3 separate regions of the Mus musculus genome follow, and all the other regions are linked to region 1. A link is a loop called in an ENCODE intact Hi-C map of the cell type or tissue named here. Cell type or tissue: heart. All regions are shown on one strand. Each heading gives the region's core, and the rest is flanking DNA. Links, peaks and the distances in the headings are about the cores only.

The links. Hi-C counts contacts between places; a loop is a spot of excess contacts. Peaks named below come from ENCODE experiments on the same cell type or tissue, not always from the same donor. Only the 100,000 strongest peaks of a DNase experiment are listed, where the experiment ranks them.
Region 2: it touches region 1 in a loop (2.3-fold over the local background); 8 of 42 quality-filtered maps call a loop at or near these places.
Region 3: a loop joins it to region 1, with 2.6 times the contacts of the local background. A loop is called at or near these places in 16 of 42 quality-filtered maps.

The regions. Positions count from the first base shown.
Region 1 is chr11:88,906,332-88,911,653 of GRCm38, reverse strand. It overlaps Scpep1os (serine carboxypeptidase 1, opposite strand), which reads right to left. Exons shown (of 5, transcript NR_045955.1): 2 at 4,986-5,180. Among named protein-coding and RNA genes, the nearest start is that of Scpep1os, 3.1 kb to the right of the region's middle. In heart, for the core only: a CTCF peak has its summit at 2,959 (motif pointing left); DNase peaks (open chromatin) are centred at 1,793, 2,103 and 2,933.
Region 2 is chr11:88,971,314-88,976,635 of GRCm38, reverse strand. Coil (coilin) reads right to left here and starts at 2,701. Exons shown (of 7, transcript NM_016706.2): 1 at 2,434-2,701. The coding sequence starts at 2,687. It also overlaps the pseudogene 2210409E12Rik. In heart, for the core only: CTCF peaks have their summits at 2,573 and 2,780; a DNase peak (open chromatin) is centred at 2,705; H3K4me3 peaks cover 1,382 bases; H3K27ac peaks cover 1,053 bases.
Region 3 is chr11:88,952,487-88,957,808 of GRCm38, reverse strand. Scpep1 (serine carboxypeptidase 1) reads left to right here and starts at 2,367. Exons shown (of 13, transcript NM_029023.3): 1 at 2,367-2,515; 2 at 5,255-5,322. The coding sequence starts at 2,440. In heart, for the core only: a CTCF peak has its summit at 2,302 (motif pointing right); a DNase peak (open chromatin) is centred at 2,358; H3K4me3 peaks cover 1,416 bases; H3K27ac peaks cover 1,529 bases.

The DNA.
Region 1 (5,322 bases), core at 1,740-4,239:
ACGAGGCTAGACTCATTGCACGGGATAGAGTGAGTGTGCTTCAGCAGCCCGAGAGAGTTGCACGGCTAAGCACTGCAGTAGAAAGGCTCTGCGGCATATATGAGCCTATTCTAGGGAGACACGTCATCTTTCATGAAGGTTCAGTGTCCTAGTTCCCTTCCCCCAGGAAAAACGACACGGGAGCAGGTCAGGGTTGCTCTGGGTAAAAGCCTGTGAGCCTAAGAGCTAATCCTGTACATGGCTCCTTTACCTACACACTGGGGATTTGACCTCTATCTCCACTCTCATTAGTTGGGTGGCCTATTTGCTCTTATTAAAAGGAAAGGGGGAGATGTTGGGAGCCGCCCCCACATTCGCCGTCACAAGATGGCGCTGACATCCTGTGTTCTAAGTGGTAAACAAATAATCTGCGCATGTGCCAAGGGTATTTTATGACTACTTGTACTCTGCCTTTCCCGTGAACGTCAGCTCGGCCATGGGCTGCAGCCAATCAGGGAGTGATGCGTCCTAGGCGAAATATAACTCTCCTAAATAGGGAAGGGGTTTCGGTTTTATTATTGAAGGGGCTTTCGTTTTTGGGGCTGGGCGCTGGGCGCTTGCCCTCCTGGCTCCAAAAGATGTAAGCAATAAAGTTTTGCCGCAGAAGATTCTGGTTTGTTGCGTCTTTCCTGGCCGGGCGCGTGAGAACGCTATTAAGAATGATAGTGATGGAAATCAAGCAGGTCAGCACGTGTCTGTAATTCTGTTACTAGGGTGATGGAGACTGGAACATTCCTAGGACTTGATACAACAGTCACTTTAGCTGAATCTGTGAGCTCTGGGTTCCTTGAGAGATCCTGCTCACACTGAGGTAGGTAAAGAGTCAGCGACGCAGCTCAGTGGTCAGTAAAGGCATCTACCACCGAGACGGATGACCCAAGTTCAATCCCCAGAACCTGCACGGTGGAAACAGAGTGTCCGCTGCCCTTCACCTGCATGCTGTGGCACACACACACACACACACACACACACACACGCACACACGCACACACACACACACGCACGCACGCACGCGCACACACACACACACACACCTCTCAAAAAAAAATTTAAATAAGGCAGGACGCAATCAACAAAGATACCCAATGTTAAGCTGAGGTCTCCACATGCACACAAGTGCAGGTGCATAACCCCCACTCCATACAAATACAAGTGCAGGTGCACCCACATATACAAGCACATACAACCATAGCGGGTGGAGGGGGATTGCACAGCTCTTCCCAGAGCCAGCATGACTGGGAGGACGCATGCCCAGCAGTGCCAGCATTCCACCACTGTATAAGAAGCTTTGGCTACATTCACCTGTGTGTAGGCTAAGGAAACGCCTGAAGTTCTAATTCCTTTTCAGGTTGGAGAGTTCCCTTCTAGAGCAATCGTCTCTAATAGGGCGATGACGTCCATACTCTTTTTTTTTTTTTTCCAGAGCTGAGGACCGAACCCAGGGCCTTGTGCTTGCTAGGCAAGCGCTCTACCACTGAGCTAAATCCCCAACCCCAACGTCTATACTCTTTGGGGGCAGAAAAGTCACGAATGTCACTTCGGTTTAATAGCTCTGTCTAAAGCCCCTGCAGCATGACATCCCATTTTGTTCTACCAGGTTAATTTGTCACCTTGCGTTCTTTCTTTAAACACCACCTGCCTGTTGCCGTAGCCCCTGGGAGCTGCCTTTTTTCCTGGCTCACTTTCCCTTTAAGGGTTGGAGCGGTTCAGCTGGCTAAGACTCAAGTGCCCTCTGGACGACTTGGCACAAGGTGAGGATTTTCCAACTTGGGAGAGAAAGAATGTTTGCCGGCGAAGGCTCTTCAAGGTAATTGCTCTCCTGGAATTGGTGCTGCTGCCTTCTGCAGCCTTTGGGGACAAATCCTTCTTGCTCCTGAAGGGGAGAAAACCACAGATGGGCAAACAGGGCTCTGGGATGAGACCTTTGAAACTAGTAACCTCTGGAGAGGAGGAAAGGGGGGGAAAGGCCAGTCCAGACAAAGGCACTGAACCACTGTTTGCCCCTGAGCAGCACTGGGCTGTGCTAACCCCATGGCCACAGAGGTCTTGAGGAAGAGTACTGGAGCAAGAGACCCACACTTCTGTGGAGAAAATGCATGGACTAAAAAATCCCACCCGGGCAGGGTGGTGGGTGGTACATGCCTTTAATTCCAGCACGTGGGAGGCAGAGGCAGGGGGATCTCTGTGAGTTTCAGGTCTACAGAGGGAGTTCCAGGCCAGCCAGGGATACATGGAGAAAAATTGTCTTGAAAAACCAAAGGGCTGGAGAGATGGCTCAGCAGTTAAGAGCACTGACTGCTCTTCCAGAGGTCCTGAGTTCAATTCCCAGCAACAACATGGTGGCTCACAACCATCCGTAATGAGATCTGATGTCCTTTTCACAACAGTGTGTCTGAAGGACACCCAAACCAACCCAAAATCCCACACTGGGGCTTCATGGAAAAACCAGGGTACAGGATGAGGAAGTATAGCAGCTAACAAGCTACAGTTCCCAGAGGTGTTCTGTGTGGGGGAGGAAAAGAAAGAAACAAAAGTCAGGTCTGAGCCACTTCCTTGCACTGAAGTGGAGCTAAGAGAGAGCTGGTGGGACAGCTTAGTCAGTAAAATGCTGGCCATTCAAGCATGAAGACCTGAGTCCAATCCCAGAACCATTTTTAAAAAAGCCAGACCTGACTGCACGTGTTACAGTCTCAATGCAGGAGAGGTAATGGCAGACAGCTCCCTGGGACTTGCTGGCCAGCCAACCTACCCTACTTAGTGCACTCTGGACCAATGTGAAACCCTGTATCAGAAAACTAGGTTTGGGACAGAGAGATTGCTCCAAAGTTAAGAGCACTTAAAGTTAAGAGTCTTTCATGGAACCAGAGTTCATTCAGTTTCCACTGGCTTGTATGTGCCTTAGGCTTAAGGGGATCTGCTGCCCTCTTCTGGCACCCACAGGTACACACATACATGTATGTACACCCATACATGGAGAGAGAGAGGGTGGGAGAGGGGGAGGGAGGGAGGGAGGGAAGGAGGAAGAGAGTCCATATAAATAGCTAAAACCAGAAAAACCAAGGTGACAGGTGATCCTGAGGAATAACACCTGATGTCATTTTCTTAGCGTCATTATGTGTGTACCTACAGTACAACCACATGAACACCCACACACATATATATGAACACGCAGGGAGTGCCAAGCAAACAGAGATAGGAGCTGGAGAGGTGGCTCAGTAGTTAAGAGCAAACACTGTTCTTCTAGGGGACCTGAGTTCTAACACACTGGGTAGCTTACATCTCCAGTTGCTCCTCCAGCTCTAGAGAATCCGATGCCCTCGTCTTGCCTCCGTAAACACTTTCATTCGCATGCACACACCCAAACACAAACATACACATGTAGGTAATTTATTTATTTATTTATTTATTTATTTATTTATTTATTTATTTATTATATGTAAGTACGCTGTAGCTGTCTTCAGACAGCACCAGAAGAGGGCATTAGATCTCATTACGGGTGGTTGCGAGCCACCATGAGGTTGCTGGGATTTGAACTTCGGACCTTTGCTCTTACCCACTGAGCCATCTCACCAGCCCCGGTAAGTTTTTAAAAAATATTTTTAATGGAGGGAGTGGGTTGAAAAGAAGCACAAACATGATATTGAAGTGTTTGAATTATAATAACAAATAAAATATTTTTAAAGTGCTTTCTTATTTGTTTGTTTATTATGTTGAGGATCAAACTCAGGGTCTAGTGTATACTGGTAAATGTTCTACCACTGAGCGCTCTCTCTTTCTCTCTCTTTCTCTCTCTCTCTCTCCCTCTCTCTCTCTCTCTGCCGGATGTCCCACCTTCTATTTCCTGCTTCAGCTAATAGGCACCATTAGCTTTTCATTGACTGCCGATGCTTCTACACAGCACACATAAGAGATCCTGTCTCGAAAAAAACCAAAAAAAAAAAAAAAAGAGAGAGATCCTGTCTACAACTATGAAGCCAGTGATGACCTTGAACTCCTGAGGACCCAGGCATGCAGCATCCTTCCTGGCTTGAAGCCGCTGTTTCCTGGCCCTTTCCTAAATCTGCTGTGGACACCTCGACCCAGTTTTTCTAGTTTCCCACTGCTGTGGTGTCGATGAGGGCATTCCTCCTAGAAAACAGAGCCTCAGTGCTGGCTTCTGCCTCCTGGTGATGTGGGGTAGGAAGCAAGAGGAAGTATAACACTCCAGTGGGGTGGCCATCTCAAGGAGAAGACAGCTATAGTTCTCTGGGGGCTACTGTGTGTGTAGGCTTGAAGCTGAGCTGAGGAGGAGCCCTTAATAAACAGGCCTACGGTGAGACATGAATAGGCCACTTGGCCCCAAAACTCAGGTTCTCTTTCTTTCTGTATTTATTTATTTATTTATTTATTTATTTTGGTTTTTTGAGACAGGGTTTCTCTGTATAGCCCTGGCTGTTCTGGAACTCACTTTGTAGACCAGGCTGGCCTCGAACTCAGAAATCCGCTTGCCTCTGCCTCCCGAGTACTGGGATTAATGTTTTTATTTTTTAATTTAATTTACCATCAGTGTAGGGGTGATACCTGTGTGTGCATGTGTCATATAGCCTGCACATGTAGATCAGAGGACAACTTGCAATAATTGGTTCTCCTCTTCCACCACGTAGATTCCTAGGATCAAATTCAGATCCTCAGGTCTATGTGGCAATTGCTTTTTCCACTGAGCCATTTTAAAGGCCCTTGTTATTTTTTTTTTTCTCCTGCCTCTGCCTCCTGGGTGCTGGGAGCAAAGGCATGAGCCACCCATGCCCTAAGGCCTCTCAATTCTTAATTATCTGTCCTTCCTCCTACTCTGGGTTCTGGAATGGCTATGTTCATTCATGCCCAGGCAGCTAGCTCCTGATTCTGGAAAGAATGGAGAACAGGGGGTAAGACATGAGGTTTGAGCAGATTCTGCGAGGTTATGGTACCTTTTGAAAAAGTAGTCTTGGACTGGCGAGATGGCTCAGCGGGTAAGAGCACTGACTGCTCTTCCGAAGGTCCTGAGTTCAAATCCCGGAAACCACATGGTGGCTCACAACCACCCATAATGAGATCTGACGCCCTCTTCTGGTGTGTCTGAAGTCAGCTACAGGGAGCGGAGTTGACCGGAGCAAGCAGAGGTCCTAAAATTCAAATTCCCAATAACCACATGAAAGCTCACAACCACCTGTATAGCTACAGTGCACTCACATACATAAAATAAATAAATAAATCTTAAAAAAAAAAAAAGAAATAAAAAGGAAAAAGTAGTCTTGATCAAGAGAC
Region 2 (5,322 bases), core at 1,343-3,842, 65 kb before region 1:
TTTATATATTTTTTCTTTGTAAGGCTGTTTTGACTGCGTGTGTGTGCTATGTGTGCTCAGTACCCATGATGGCCAGAAGAGGGCATCAGATTCCCCCTGGGACTATAATGAGCTATCTATCAGGAGGGACCTGAACCCTGAACAGGGGTCCTCAAAAAGAGCAGTCAGTGTTCTTAACCACTGAGCCGTCTCACCATCCCTCACAGGTAGTTTTTTCCTATGGTCTACACCATTTACCACCAGGGCTAGCTGCAACCCAGCTCTCTATCTCCCTGGACTGAGCCCAGGGCCTCAGGCATCCTAGCCAGGAAGGCACTCATTCACTTACTGAGTGACATTCTCAGGCCCACAGAGGTAATGTCTTTCCAGGCCCAATTGTCCAGTTGAGGCATTTAGGAGAAACCTCCCTGTCATCTGCTGCAATTACTGCTTGTAACCGTTGTTTCACCGTTGTTTTTTACATCATTACAAGAGTGTAATTCATGGGTGATTCATTAATTTAAGTAGTAACTGTAGCCAGCAGCAAGCTATTAAGTCATTAGGCAGGGTACCTTTCAGGGAGTGAATTTAACAGGTGGGGGACACAGCCCTCTCTCTTGTTTAAATAGCCTTTAAAGGGCACTGGGGAATGAGCTTACTTCTGTCAGTAAGAGGGGAAAAGAGGCTTGGCTGCCTGGAGTCAGCAGCAGGCAGACCTCCAAAGCTCAAGGCCAGCCTCCTCGTCTACACTAAGAGAACTTGCCTCAAAAAAGAAAGGGAGCGAGAGAAAGGGGAGGAGTTGGAGAAGGTGGAAGAAGAGGGGAAGGGAAGGGAGAGAAGGGGAGGGGAAGAGAGGAGAGAAGAGAGGAGGAGAGGTTTGAAATTTGGACTATTTCAAGTTGCCACCTGAAGCAGAATGATTAACAAATCATAGTATTCCTGACTTAAGTATTCCTGATGCAAAGATATGGTCAGTGTTTCTAATTAATTTCCCTGATGTTCTGAAGAAATTTTGCAAATGTGGCACTCTCGACAGAAAGCAACACTAAACAAAGGCAAGCAAGAAATAGCCTGCTTTATAATTCCATTTTTTTGGGTTTTTTTTTTTTTTTTTTTTTTGGTTTTTCGAGACATGGTTTCTCTGTATAGCCCTGGCTGTCCTGGAACTCACTTTGTAGACCAGGCTGGCCTCGAACTCAGAAATCCACCTGCCTCTGCCTCCCAAGTGCTGGGATTAAAGGCGTGCACCACCACGCCAGGCCTATAATTCCAAATTTAACTCACCGCAGCGGAAGCTTAGAGGTGTGGTTGGAAGTGGTGGGACCATAGACTATATCAGTATGTATGCCAACTGGTATGACCAATCGCATCAGCCCGCCATCTGAGACAACTAAGCCACCTGCCAACTAGTCACACTGTAGTCGCTCCTGGATACTCACTTCAGTGACAACGATTAAATTCTCCTTCTTGTTGTTTTGAGACAGGTTTCTCTACCCAGCCCTCACGAGGGTGGCTTCAAATTCAGAGATCTGCCTGCCTCTGCCTTCTGAGAGTTAGGATACAAGGTGTACGCCACCTCCACTCGGGCCTCTCTCTCTCTCTCTCTCTCTCTCTCTCTCTGTCTCACATTTGTTTCTTTTGTTTTCCAAGACAGGGTTTCTCTGTGTAGCCCTGGCTGTCCTGGAACTCACTCTGCAGACTAGGCTGACCTCAAACTCAGAAATCCACCTGCCTCTGCCTCCCGACTACTGAGAGTAAAGGCGAGCGCCACCACGCCCAGCCTGATTTTACCTTTTTTCTTTTTTAAACAGCTCTCACATATGCCAGGCTGACCTATGTAGCCAAGGATACTTTGAACTCCTGATCCTCCTGTCTGTCTTCACCTCCTCAGTGCAGGGATTCCTGGTTAGCCAGCTGGGAATCAAATCTAGGGCTTTGAGATGCAAGCAGTCAAGCTACTGAAACACACAGCCTTCTGTGTGACACGTGAAACGCATTCCGATACCAATTGGATGGGACCCAATGACACCTGAATGAGACACAGAAATCCACCAGAAGTGGACACTGCCAAGGCGCTAAGGTGGGCCATTCCATACATTACTCAGAAAACATCTCTGCTTCCTGCCTGCAAGTGCAGCCCAGAGAAGGCGGGTCTGTGGCATATTTGCGCCATGCACACTGCACACAGAGCCTGGCAGAGTGAGTACTGGCCCTGCTCTTGAGCACCGGAGCTGCTCCAAGTTTAGTCCCCCTGAAATGAGAAGCGTCCCGGGGAACCCGGGGAAGGATGCTCCATCCTGGGCTGGACCACTCAGGATCTCGCGAACCTGCCTTTCCGCAGCTGGCTAGCTCGCTACCCGGATCCTGCATCCTGCGGTCCAGCAAGCGCCCCCCACCCGCACCCGCACCCCGAGCCGCGCGCCCCCACCCCCACCCCCGCGCGCTCCCGCGCACCTGAGGCTGTCGTTGTCTCTCACCAGGCGCGCGCTCTCGGCAGGGGGCAGCAGCCCCCCTTCCAGATAGAGGCCCAGGAGCGCCCCGGAACTGAAGCCGAAGCGCTGGCGGATGAGACTGATGAGATCCGTGACAACTCGACATCTGTTCAGGTCCACCAGAAGCCAGAAGACCGTGCAGTGTGGAGTGGCCGGCGGCGGGTAGTCAAATTGAAGCCGTAGCCTAACCGTCTCGGAGGCTGCCATCTTGCTCATGCTCGACGGAAGCCGAGAGGTTCCAAGGGCTTTCGCAGCGGCGTGGTCCGGCGGCCCGCCCCCAGCAGCAGCTAGCGTGCGCCGCCTGGGGGCGCAAGTAGGTCTGTAAGGCTCCCCTCGCGAGCTCCCCATTCTTTCTCAGGGCTGAACATACATGCAAGTTGACTGTCAGGATAGCTGCTACGATATCGGTTCGTGTAATTAAACAGAAACAAACCAAAAATCTATAAAATTAATAAGCAGCAAGCCTGACTCGAACCCCTGTAATAGGTTTTTACTTTTCTACCAAAAAGGTCAGGAAAGCACCAAATTGTGGTGCGTGTCCAAGCAGAAAATGAGACATTCTCGTGATGCGAGACTTAAAGTTCTCATAAGACTGTTTAAAACTCACACACACACGTCCTTGGGGGCCTCAGGGAGTTCAGTGTGTCCTCTGTCCCTGACCAGATCAAGTGCTTTCCTCATCTTGAGGCAGAACAGTATTCTGAAAGTGTTGACGGTCCAGAGAGTCAGAAAGCTAAATAAATAGGAAGATTTTCTTTAAAAGATTTATTTATTATATATAAGTTACACTGTAGTTGTCTTCAGACACTCCAGGTGGTGCCTAGGTACCCAGAGAAGACACTCAGGAACCACACCATTCACTCCAGAGCCTGCTGTTCCCGACCAGTCCTGCCTGTAGCAGGCCCTATCATCCCAGAGGGAATCATCCCCTACGGACGCCCTGTTCTAGCTTTGTTCCTTTCTCCTCAGGGATGGCTGCTGCTGGCTGCTGGCTGCTGGCCACCTCCAGTCGAGAGGTAGAATACAGTATGACGCGAGAGCAGTATTTGTGCTTTTAGGGTTATTTAATATTTATTTTAAAAGACAGCCAATTTATTTATTTATTTTCAACTAGAGAATGGGTCTCTAGGTCTCTAGGAATTGGCTGTGGGGCCCTCACTGCACATCTTGTTCCTTAGCACTGTTTCCAGAATCCTTCCTCACGTCTGGAAGAGGTGGAGGAAAAGATTAGGGGTGGATCTCCAGGCCTTCAAAGACATCTCCTGTTCTGAAGGCCAGGCCCACTGTGGCTGGGGTCTCTGGCCTTGCTACCTGAAAAGTGAAGCCACATTCCCTCAGAGTTTTCATCTCATCAAGGAGCTGGTTGTCCTTGAACAGCAGCTGCTCCTCAGGAGGCCTCTTCATGATGCCCTCAATGATGCGCTTGAGCTCCCACACCGTGCTTGACTCCTTGGCATCAGTGAAGATGGTGGTCTTCTTGTGTCGGATCACAAGAAACACAAACAACCCTGTGTCTGCTTGTGACTCCATGCACCTCACTGGACCTGAGAAGTGTCAACAACAGACTTTAAGTCTTTTCATTGCTCTGGGGCTGAGTTTCTCTGACCCTGACAGGAAAGGCTGGTTTCAATTGGATATCTGCACCTGCAGGAGGCCTCTTAGGGTGTTGTTAATCTGAATTCATTAGTCTAATGCTGGTCTTTGCCCCACCTTATGCATATTGCAGAGGGCTGAGGCCTTCTGGATTATTTCTAGGAATAAACAAAACAGATTCTAGGAACACCTACCCTATAATCCCTTTCCAAATGCCCTTGCTTACCACAGTTAAGACATCTGACAGTTTGATTTTTTTTCTTAAGACTTTTAGAATTTACTATCAGATTAGCATCATAAATGTGAGATCCAATATCTCTAATCTATTCTATTGGTGCTGATGGTGCCTAATCATCCTTTTGCATTCTGAACTAGCGTTTTCAAAAGCCAAGGATTCAATTAATATTTTTCTGACTTCTCTTTACAACTGAAGTCAATCTTTGCAAAAATCAGGGAAGGCTGCTTTGGGGCCTTGTGTATTTTAAGGAAAAGACTCACACCTTTCTTGGTTCTTCAACCTCATCTCAAGCATTAAAAAGCTGCTAAATGACATAGCATCAAAATGTGATCATCAAATTCAAGCTGCCTTTCTAAATCTTTGTTGTTGTTGTTGTTGTTTGTTGTTGTTTTGTTTTGTTTTTTCAAGACAGGGTTTCTCTGTGTAGCCCTGGCTGTCCTGGAACTCACTTTGTAGACCAGGCTGGCCTCGAACTCAGAAATCCTCCTGCCTCTGCCTCGAGAGTGCTGGAATTAAAGGCGTGCGCCACCATGCCAGGCTGAGGTTGGTTTTCTAATAAGCTTGAGCCAGCCCCTTTCAGTTTCATCATGTGACTGGCAGAGTGGCAAGTTCTTTCCTAAATTCCTCAATCTGTGTCTCACTGGTTTTCCTAGGTCTTTCTAAGGGTTTTTTAAATTTCTGAAGTCTGTGTCCAAGTATTTTTCTTATTCTCCTTTTCAGTCTAATTTTCCTGCTTCTGCTTGGATCTTATCAATCCAGTGTTTTTTGAGCAGGTACAGAAAGCCATGATGGCTATTAAGAATATAGTATAAGGGGCTGGAGAAATGGCTCAGCAGTTGAGAGCACTGACTGCTCTTCCAAAGGTCCTGATTTCAAATCCCAGCAACCACATGGTGGCTCACAACCATTCGGAAGGAAATCTGATGCCCTCTTCTGGAGTGTCTGAAGACAGCTACAGTGTACAGATACATGCCTGGTCTCCTGTACAATGATTTTGACAATGCTATTTACTTATTTTGT
Region 3 (5,322 bases), core at 1,209-3,708, 47 kb before region 1:
GTTGGCACACGCCTTTAATCCCAGCACCTGGGAGGCAGAGGCAGGCGGATTTCTGAGTTCGAGTCCAGCCTGGTCTACAAAGTGAGTTCCAGGACAGCCAGGGCTATACAGAGAAACCCTGTCTCAAAAAAACAACCAACCAACCAACCAACCAAAAAAAAAAAAAACAAAAAACAAAAAACAAAAAAAACAAAAAGAACCCCAAATAAACAAACAAACAAAAAAGCTAATCTTTTCTATATTTTATTATGAAAAAATCCAAACATAGAAAATTTGAACTTTTTTGCTGCAAAACACTCTGTGGCTCATAGTCTACCACTAATATCAAACTACAATACTTTATTTTTATCTATTCATGTATTCATTCTTTCTCTTGAGATGGAGGTCTTGCTCTGCAGCCCAGGTTAGAGAAAAACCTCATGGAAATTCTTTAGCTGCAGGCTTCTGAGAACAAGGCACATAGTACAGCCTCTGGTGGTTAAGTGTGTTTGGCTCTGATCATAAAGAACATGGAAAGCTGGGCGTGGTGGCGCATGCCTTTAATCCCAGCACTCGGCAGGCAGAGGCAGGCGGATTTCTGAGTTCGAGGCCAGCCTGGTCTACAGAGTGAGTTCCAGGACAGCCAGGGCTATATAGAGAAACCCAGTCTTGAAAAAAAAAACAAAAAACAAAAAACAAAAACAAAACCAAAAAAAAGGCTAGATTTTTCAGGCATTTGGCCCCACTCATGTTGGAGCAGGAGAAAAGTAGACAGCAGACTCCCACTTCTCTGCAGCCCTGCCCTCAGTGGCAACGTAGGACACAGGATACGCACTACACTTTCTAGAAGCTATAAAATCTACAGGTTGCAAAGAAAAACATTTCTGCTGATGCATAGGAGGCATGGGGGAGGATAAAAACCTGAGTCAGGGACACATTCTTTGTTCTTGCTTTCTTTTGTGAGTTTGTTATCTTAAAACAAAGTTTGCAGAGACAAAAGTCACTTCCAGGTAGCTCTTGCTGTTGCTTGGCTCTGTGAGGTGACTCAGTACCCCTAAAATATTCCGTAAAATAAAAATTTATCTTCAGACAGACATATCATACACACACACCTCTGCAGTCCATGTTTTCTTCAAATTCCTCTCCACAAGCCCTTGATACCTTCTTTTAAATAACTGCTTTGAAGATAGTATATCACACACAGTGATGTTGACCATGCTATCAAGAGAGAAAAAGTCCACTTTTTTTTTGCTGTGTTTAAAATACATAACCAAAAGTTATAGGATCTATATAGTAATTTTTTATGAATTACTAGTATATTAATGACACATGTGATTTGATAATAATATTTTCGATTCACTTTATCTATGTGAGCGTTTTGCCTGCAGGCTTATATATGCATCATATGTATGCTTGAGGAAGTGCCAGATCCCCTGGATCATGAGATGTGGAGTTCTGAATCTGTACGCCACCATGTGGGTCTTGGGAACCAAACTTGGGTCCTTTGGAAGAGCAACAATGCCCTTAACCCCTGAGCCACCACTTCAAAGTAATGGGTTTCTGAAAATAGAATCTAGACTCTTTCTTTCTCTCTTCTTTTCTTTCTTTCTTTCTTTCTTTCTTTCTCTCTCTCTCTCTCTCTCTCTCTCTCTCTCTCTCTCTTTTTCTTTCTTTCTTTCTGTTTTTTTTTTTTTTTTTTTTTTTTTTTTTTTTTGAGACAGGGTTTCTCTGTGTAGCCCTGGCTGTCCTTGAACTCACTCTGTAAACCAGGCTGGCTTGGAACTCAGAAATCCACCTGACTTTGCCTCCCAAGAGCTGAAATTAAAGGTGTGCGCCACCACTGCCCAGCTCTAGTCTTAAAAGACCTGCTGGTTCGTGCTTTAATCTGACTTCATCTTTTCAGATGCAATTTTTTAAAATTCTAGGCCTGAGACTATGGAGATGGCTCAGTAATTTAAGAGCACTTGTTGGTTTTCCAGAGGACTCAAATTCAGTTCCCAGCATCTGCACCGGCCACTCAAAAAGCCCTGTAACCCTAGCTCCAGAGAAACCCACTCCTTCTGCATAAACCCACACATGTGGCATATACATTCATACACACATATGCACATAAAATAATAAAAACAAGTCTTAAAAGATAAAACATAAGCCTTTTGTCGGAGAAGACAAACACGGGCCGGGCTGAGGGGATGGTGGTTATCCAGTTGTAGTTTTCTCAATTCTTCCCTACTTAGTAACCAAGGTCAGATGACATATTAACTGCCTCCTTTGTAGCACCTCCCTCGAGAGCCCTTTGTAGGAGGTCCTGGGTGGGTCCGACCGGCAGAGGGAGCGCGGAATCCTTAGGAGTGTCAGGGCCCACTTAGGCTCCGCCCCTGACTCCGCCCAGTCCCCGCGCAAGCCGTCACGCGATGGCCTTTGGCTCCTGCCTGTTGCTGATGTTGCGGCGGGGTTTTCATCATGGAGCTCTCGCGGCGGATCTGTCTCGTGCGACTGTGGCTGCTGCTCCTATCGTTCTTACTGGGCTTCAGCGCGGGTAGGTTCGTGAGAAAGACGCACCAACGGTGGGTGCCTCCTTCTCGAATTTGTTGATGCGTTCGCGTTTTTCTTTTTCTTTTTTTTAAAACACATTTCTTTCTCCCGCTTCTTCCCTTGAGAAATTTATATTGTTTCTGAACCTCTTAATTTTTATTTGTGTCTTAATTCAAAGTGCCTTTTCCTGCCCCTTCCTGATGCAGGGTGATTCCTGGAGATGGAAGTGTTTGTACAGAAACGTATGGTTTCAGGAAATTGCTGATGAGTGAGACTTCACGGTCTAAAGGCCACCTCCCCTTTCTCCTGTGGTTAGCTGCCTAGTGACGTTTTAGGGTCATTTGATTGAGCTGAGATTGGAGGCCAAAGAGACCTCTACAAATCCTTGCTTTGAAACAAAGCCTGCCACCTCTGCTGGTTTAGAAGAGACAAAATATCAGCTGACTGCTCTGGCCTATTTTTGGGCAAAAAAGAATTTTGTTTTGTGGAATGACTTGCAAATTGGCACATTTTCTTTCTTTCTTTTCTTCTCGTTTTTTTCCTTTTTTTCTTTTTGTTTGTTTTTCCAGACAGGTTTTTTTCTGTGTAGCCTTGGCTGTCCTGGAACTCTCTCCATAGACTAGGCTGGCCTCGGACTCTTACCTACCAAGTGTCTGGATTAACTCTCACTTTATTAAAGGAAAAAAATATATTTTGTCTTGCCTCCATGTCTGTCTGTGTACTACTTGTATGCCTGGTGCTCTGAGAAGTCAGAAGAGGGCTTTGGATCTCAGGAAAGCGAAGGTACAGAAGTTGTGAGCTGCCATGTGAATTCTGGGAATTAAACCCAGGTCCTCTGGAAGAGCAAGACAGTGAGAAAGTGATCTTACCAGCTGAGCCATCTTTCCAGCCTTTTAATTTAATTTCTTTCTTTCTTTCTTTCTTTTTTAATTTGTTTTGTGAGTGTCAAAGGGTGTGTGTGTGTGTGTGTAGTCAGAGGACAACACGGAGAAGTCAGTTTTTCTATGATGTAGCTCCCTGTGACTGAACTAAGGGTGCCAGGCTTGGTGGCCACTGTCTTTTATCTCCTGAGTCATCTCACCACCCCTGATTTTCAGTCTTTTTTTTTTTTTCAAAGATTTATTTATTTTATGTATATGAGTACACTGTAGCTGTGCAGATAGTTGTGAGCCATCGTGTGGTTGTTGGGAATTGAACTCAGGACCTCTGCTCGCTCCATCCAGCCCTGTTCACCCCATCCCAAAGATTTATTTATTATTATATGTAAGTACACTGTAGCTGTCTTTAGACACGCCAGAAGAGGGTGTCAGATCTCATTACAGATGGTTGTGAGCCATCACTTTCAGCACTTGGGACTTGAACTCAGGACCTCTGGAAGAGCAGTCAGTGCGCTTAACCACTGAGCCACCTCTTCAGCCCCACCCCTTATGTTTTAACAGGAGTTTGTACCAGGGAAGGGAGAAAAACACCAGGGTTTACATTATGAGGGACTTGAGCCTTATCAGTCATTTCCAAGGGAACTCTAATTTCATGTTATTTTATAGATACAGCCACACCCGTAATTTTTCAGCCTGTTTTTCCTTAGATGCATCCCCACCCTGACATTGCGTACATGTGTGCATGTGTGTGTGTGTGTGTATAGATATGGAGGTCAGAAGAGAACCCCATGTGTTGACCCTCAGGAATTATCTACCTTCTTTTTTGAAAGACAATAATTTTCTCTGGTCTGCAACACCAAGTAGGCCAGACTGGCTGACCAGAAAGCCCCAGAATTCCCCTGCCTCCAGCCCTGGGATATTGAGCACAAACACAGCTAGAGATGGAGCTATGGCCTGTATGCCTCCGAGGTGAACACTCTATTGTCTGACCTGTTTTCTCAGTTTCACTCTTTGGTTTTCTTAATCTTCTTTCTCCTTCTATTTTTTTTTTCCATAAGTATTTTTTTTTTAAGATAGGGTTTCTTGTCCCCCCAGCTGGCCTGAAACTCACTGTGTGCTGAGGCTGGACGTGGACTCCTGATCCTCACTCCCTAGTCCCACGCTCACCCACCCCACTCCCCATGCCATCCACACACTTTGGCTGGGACTTGAACCCAGGGCTTGGCACAAGTCAGGCCAGATTCCACACCTGAGCTTTGCTCTCAGCCATTTTCTTTTACTGCTGGTCTTACTGTGTTGTGTTGTGTTGTGTTGTGATGTGTGTGTGTGTTAGTTGTGTGGTTTTATTTATTTATTTTTTATATGTAAGTACACTGTAGCTGTCTTCAGACACACCAGAAGAGGTAGTCAGATCTCGTTATGGATGGTTGTGAGCCACCATGTGGTTGGGATTTGAACTCAGGACCTTTGGAAGAGCAGTCTTACCTGCTGAGCCATCTCACCAGCCCCTAGTTGTGTGGTTTTGATATAGGGTCTCTCTATATAGCCCTGGCAGACCTATAACTCACTTCATAGACCGAACTGGCCCCACTGAACTCACAGATATCCATTTGCCTCTGCTTCTTAAGTTCTGGGATTAGAGAGGTGCACAAACACGCCCTACTGACTTCTCTTTGTGTGTATATCTTTCTTTTCCTTATGAGCACAATATACTGAGGTAGATGGATTACCTAAAGCATCAAGCACTGTCTGAATGGCCTGAGTGGCCATCTCCAACCTCCCCACGTGTTGTCCCCCATGAGTTCTCCACCTCATCTTTCCCACCTTGGAATGCCTCAGGGAGTAACACTGACCTTCCGTTTCAGGATCTGCCATCGACTGGCGGGAACCCGAAGGCAAGGAAGTATGGGATTATGTGACTGTCCGAAAGGAT